Linked DNA regions of Homo sapiens: region 1 is linked to region 2. A link is a contact called in ENCODE Hi-C or POLR2A ChIA-PET data. All regions are on one chromosome and are shown on one strand. The core of a region is the stretch at or near the end of the contact, and the rest is flanking DNA. Distances in the headings are between cores, read along the strand shown. Region 1 overlaps SEMA3F-AS1 (SEMA3F antisense RNA 1). Region 2 holds the start of MON1A (MON1 vesicular trafficking associated A).

Region 1 (2,700 bases), core at 73-2,572, 190 kb after region 2:
CTGGCCTGTAGGGTAGTGCCTTGGAGAAGCTGAGCCTAATCACAGCTCTGGCTAGGGAGAGGTGGACGCAAATGCAGAAGCCCCAAGCCTGGGTTTCTGCAGAGTAAGGCTTGGGAACTTCACAAATGAGGGCCCAAGCGCCCAGAGCTGGGGTGGAGAGTGTGTCACAGATCTGGTCTACAGAAGTTGGATAAGAAACTGGCCTCACCTCCAGAGCCCTCACGGCATCAAGGGTGATGCTGGTGTTCCTCGCACCTGAGCAGCAGTCCTGAGTACCCTAATTAGACCCTTTTGACATCCGGCCCGGAAAGCTCTTCCAGGTGAGCATACCCAGAATAGGATCTGGGAAGCTCTTAATTATATGTACCCAGCTCAGCAAAGGTTGGGTGGAAGCGTCTTCCCTAGGGGAGCCATGGCCAGGCATTAATAGGAGCCAGCCCTCTAGCAGCCTCAGATTGACTTCCCAGCACCCGGAAGGGCACCTCAACCTGTCCCACACTGCTGGTGCTTAGAGTTACCTGTCAAAGCTGCTCAAGGCTCTCCCATGTGTGCTGTGGACCACGGCATCTGTTGTCAACACCAGCGTGGCCTTTCCTATGAACATGAAGCTGAGGGTTCCTGTGAATGTGAGGGTCTGAGCCAGCTCCTCAGAGATGGAGGCTCCCTCCTCTGGCCTCACCTGTTACCAGCATACCTAGCCAGGTGACTGCAGCCTTCACCCTGCATCTAAATTGATGGCCCCAGTCCTTGAGGTTTGACAGGCTGTTATCTTGGGCCCAGGTATCCTGCAAGACCATATTTGGGTGATCCTTCTGGTTTGGAAGCACTAGGATCCCAAGCATCCTCCTGACTGGCCCATCAGGGTTTACTCCAATCCCAAGCCCGGTTAAATGTGCTGTGTGCTGCCCATAGGGCCACCATTCCTCTTAGTCCTGTGTGATGTTGAGATGCTGTGAGAGTAGTGCAATCCTCTCAATCAGGGGAACCCAAATCTTGAATTTGAACGGTGCTCTTACTGAACTAGAAGGAGCCTCCAAGGATTCCCAAGTCCAGACTGCCCTTGGCTGGGACAGCTGCTACAACGTGCAAGGCTTTGAGGGCCGTCCAGGAGCAGCTGTCATGGCTGTGCATCAAACAAGTTTCAAAGCCCAGATGAGCATCCCGGCCTGAGCTAAGCTCCCCAGGCATGCATAGTCTGGCTGGGGGTCTCAAGGGCGCCCAGATCCCAGCCACCCCGATTCCGGAGGAATGAATGCCCTCAGGGACAGGTGGGGTGTGGGGGAAGATTGCCCACAGTCGATACTGGAGGAGGGTACTGTGTTGTTGGTGGCCACCAGGTGGCAGCATTCCATCATCTTTCCAGCCAGGCTGGTATAGGTGGTGGTAAGGAGAGGACTTCCCACCAAGTCCTGAGGTACTGGAGGTTCCCAGGGGCTCTCTCCACGTCTCTGGGACTCAAGGAGACCTGGCTAGAACTTCGGCCTTGAAACTTTCTGGAGTCAGGCAGGTGCCAAGTCTGCCTGCCTTGCAAGTTCCTGAGGGTCTCTGACCCCCAGGGACCCCCTCTGGCTAGATGGGGAAGTCGTCCCCACAGCGCCCAATGGGGCAAGAGCCAGGCTGACCCTGTGCACAGTAGGCACTTCCCTCTCAGCAATTCTTTCTGACCCAGGTAAATAATTTCTGCAGTCGATAAAGTGCATTTCTGCCTCTCACTCCCTTTCCCTACCACGTGCTTATTGACTCACAGAAGCACTGTTGCTAGAGCATCAGATTCTCAGCTTCTGTCCCTACAGCCCATGGGGAGTTGGAGCCCAGCTTGTCCAGGGCTCCCAGATGGAAGCAGGGGATGCCTGTAGTCCTTCACCCCAGTCTCCCAGAAGGTGGCAGGAGGGAGGTGGACTCATGGACTTGGGTTAAGGTCAGAACCCTATAGGGTGGGCCACACCCAGCCAGACAGAACTTTCCAGCAGAAGGTATGAGCCAGGGGCAGGGCCCTCCCATCCTGCTTAGTCCAAGCTGCACTGCCATCCCATTTAAAGAGGAAACTGAGATTCAAAGCTGTTGCTGGACTGGGCTGCTGCTGGCAACTGCTGCCCCATCACCACTCCAGTGCAGTAGAATTGGGTCTCACCTGCAGGTACAAGGTTGAGGTCCAGCCCTGGAGTGAGCTGGGTCTTGGGATGCCTCCCAGTGCCCTGAGGAAAGAGGAGAAAGACAGGGAGAGGCAGGTGAAGACAACCAGAGGCAAAGTGAGGCCTAGAGGATGCTGGAAAGAGAAGCTGGAGGAGTCTGCAGCAGCCACAAGGGGACGGAGGAGGCTGAGGGGGCAAGATAACGTGGGATGGGGCCGCCAGGTCTAGAGGAGTTGGTTCTGCGCTACCCACGGGTGCTGAGATAGGCCTCTGATCTTGGGGTGAATTCTGCACACCAATGGGGGAGGCCGAGGCAGGTGGCCAAGAGAGGAGGGGCTAGGGTGCCTGCTCGCGTCCTCTGCTGCTTTTATGTGCAACGGAGGCTCCAGGAGCCCCTGGCTCTCAGCTCTGGGCGGGCATCACCATCCTGAGTCTGGCTGGACAGGAGCTATTTGAGAATGATTCATGGATGTAATTAAGCCTCCCCCCACCATCCCCTAGTGTGGGCCTGGAACAGGGTCAGGTGCAGGTGTGGGAGCCCTGCCCAGCCTGTCCTGCAGGGTTGGGT
Region 2 (2,700 bases), core at 168-2,667:
GAGGTCTCTTAGAACCAGCCCCAGATGCCCCTTCTCAGGGAACCCTTCTCAGACAACCCCTCTAGAAGCCCCAGGCCTTGCTTTTCCTAGAAGTGCCCTGCTATGCCTGTGAGCAATGTCACCAAACAAGTTGGCTCAATCAGCCCTTGTAGTGTGCCTCTCTCACTCAGGCAGCCTTGGAGCAGAGAAGGCCTTCAGAAGCCCCTCCCTACTGACTCCCTACCACTCCTGCTCCCTCTTCTTGCTTGGATAGCACTTCATTTCACCTTAACCCTTTGGAGCGGCCTGTCTGGAAAGGAGGTGCCAGGATACAGGATGTGTGGCAGACAAGGCCCAGGTGAGGCTGTGCTATGGCTGCTTCAGCAGGATGCCTACTCCATGCTGAGATCACAGTCTGGTCCTTGTCACTTCTGGCGGTTACTTCCCTCCCTGACAAAGGGTGCTCACTCTCCCTCTGCAAACTTGTGCCCAGAAAGGGTGGCTCACCCAGTACAAGGGACAACCCAGTTGCACCAGGCAAACTGGTGCAAAGTCCGGCCAGGCGCAGTGGCTCATGCCTGTAATCCCAGCACTTTGGGAAGCTGAGGCAGGCAGATCACCTGAGGTCAGGAGTTCAAGACGAGCCTGGCCAACATGGTGAAACCCCGTCTCTACTAAAAAAATACAAAAATACAAAAAATTAGCTGGGCGTGGTGGCGCATGCCTGTAATCCCAGCTACTCGGGAGGCTGAGGCAGGAGAATCGCTTGAACCTGGGAGGCGGAGGTTGCAGAGAGCTGAGATCACACCACTGCACTCCAGACTGGGCAACAAGAGTGAAACTCCGTCTAAAAACAACAAAGCAAAGACCCAAGCCCCTTCCAGGTGCTGCCCCGCTCATCCCAGTTACCTCTGTTGCTTTTTGAGAAGACTCTACCGGCCGAATATGTGTACGTTTGTTGGCGGGGCGGGGGTGGGGGAGTGGGGAGAGTCCTACCTGGCCACTGCCCCCTACCGGATCTCGCCCTCCCAGCCAAAGGATGGGTTCCAGATCTCGCCTTTTGTATTCCCCAGCTGGGGACTAGCCGGCTGAGGGACCGCAGGGAGACACAGTCTTCCCATTGCAAACGATAGCGTTGATGGCTGGAGGCCCCCGTCTTCAAGCCCCTCCCTCCAAAGATGACAGCTCTCCAGTCTCTAGGTGCCTCCAGGCCACGTGGGCTGGCAGTCAACTCACCTGTTTCTCAGAGGAGTCCAGGACGCACAGAAGGTGCCGGTCACTGCCCTCTGCCGGACCCATGGAGGGGTAAGGGTGTCCGGCCGGGGCCGGCCTGAGGGCACAGCTTCGCGGGGCCCCGGCCCCCTGCGTACACAGACATGGCCACAGCGCAGGCACCGCTCCCTCCCACCGCCCTCACCCGGCCGCCGGTGCAGGAAGATAGCTTTCGCCGGCCTCTCGCGGCCAAGGCCCAGCTCCAGCCGCTCAGCCCGACTCGGCCCGCCCCCGGGGTGCATTGTGGGAAATGTAGTCCTTAGCGTTTGGCCGCCTGCGGCGCCGAGGGACTGGTTCTGGGCTCCTAGTCCCAGCAGAGCCGTGGGCAGGTCCTGACCCGGGTCCGCGATTGCCTCATCCGGCGCCGCCTTCTAGGGGCCTGGGCGCCTCCTCCGAGTCTAGAGTCCCACACAGAACAGCCCTGGACTCTGGGCCTCTCCGTCCGAGCCAGCTAGCAGTTCATTTCAAGTGAGAGAAAGGGACGTTAGGATTGTTTCTCCCACTGATTGTGGAAGGACAGTGCAAGTTTGGGGGACTGGATAAATGTCATTAGTGGGCCCAGCCACACAGGCTGTAAAGGATGTGGGCATGCGCAAAAGTCGCACTAATTGTTTCTAAAAACATATTTGTAGCCACGTTTTAATGTATCAGTATAATGCTCTAGAACGGTAGTTCTCAACTCTGACGGCACATAGAATAAGCCGGGAAGCTTTAAAAAAAAAAAAAAAGAACTAGGACGGGCGAGGCGGCTCACGCCTGTAATCCCAACACTTGGGAGACCGAGGTGGGCGGATCACTTGAGGTCAGGAGTTCCAGACCAGCCTGGCCAACATGGTGAAACCCCATCTCTACTAAAAATACAAAAACTAGCCAGGCTTGATGGCGTGTGCCTGTAGTCCCAGATACTCGGGAGGCTGAAGTGGGATTCCAGGAGGTCGAGGTTGCTGTGAGCCATGATCATGCCCTGCACTCCAGCCTGAGCACCAGAGCGAGACCCTGTCTCAAAAACAACAACAAAAAAACTAATGCCTGGACACCAGCCCTAGAGATTTTGATTTAATTGAATTTAGAGTAGGGTGGAGTGTTGGGGAGCCAGGCATCACTATTGTTTTAAAAGCTCCCCAGGTGATTTACCATTGCAAAGAATCATTGTTTGTAATTTCCTAGACGCAAAGCAATAAAAACAACAGGAAAACAGTCAACAACAGGCTCTCCCAAAAGACCCTTATTTTTAGAGATGGTTTTAAAAAGTAAAATTAGTGTTTGGCACCACTGCTCATGTTCTTTTCTGAAGCAATTAATTCACTTTACAGCCTTATGGTTAATTCTCCCAAAAGTTAATAGGATGAAAAAAAAAGTCAGATCACTCCTCTGACTTTCCCTGCTGCTCCACAAGCACCTGGGGGCAGTGTCCTTTTCCTCTCTAAGCCCTACACTGGAGTTAGGGTA

The links. Hi-C counts contacts between places; a loop is a spot of excess contacts on that map. ChIA-PET counts read pairs that join two places held with the same protein, here RNA polymerase II (POLR2A). Pooled maps may share reads with other maps.
Region 1: a loop to region 2 is called in a pooled map, with 2.8 times the contacts of the local background. The contact joins the enhancer-like site here to the promoter of MON1A in region 2. A Hi-C loop is called at or near these places in 2 of 50 pooled maps. POLR2A ChIA-PET finds 5 or more read pairs at or near these places in 4 of 52 experiments (AG04450, HepG2, PC-3 and 1 more).

What each region holds. Positions count from the first base shown.
Region 1 is chr3:50,120,394-50,123,093 of GRCh38, forward strand. It overlaps SEMA3F-AS1 (SEMA3F antisense RNA 1), which reads right to left. Exons shown (of 4, transcript NR_135301.1): 3 at 2,132-2,195. Among named protein-coding and RNA genes, the nearest start is that of RBM5-AS1, 21 kb to the left of the region's middle. RefSeq lists enhancers at 1-783, 784-1,661, 2,647-2,700. Within about 2 kb of position 1,323, at least 3 of the 41 ENCODE cell types and tissues checked have a DNase peak (open chromatin) inside an H3K27ac peak, as active enhancers do.
Region 2 is chr3:49,928,394-49,931,093 of GRCh38, forward strand. MON1A (MON1 vesicular trafficking associated A) reads right to left here and starts at 1,418. Exons shown (of 6, transcript NM_032355.4): 1 at 1,216-1,418. RefSeq lists a silencer at 1,125-1,474.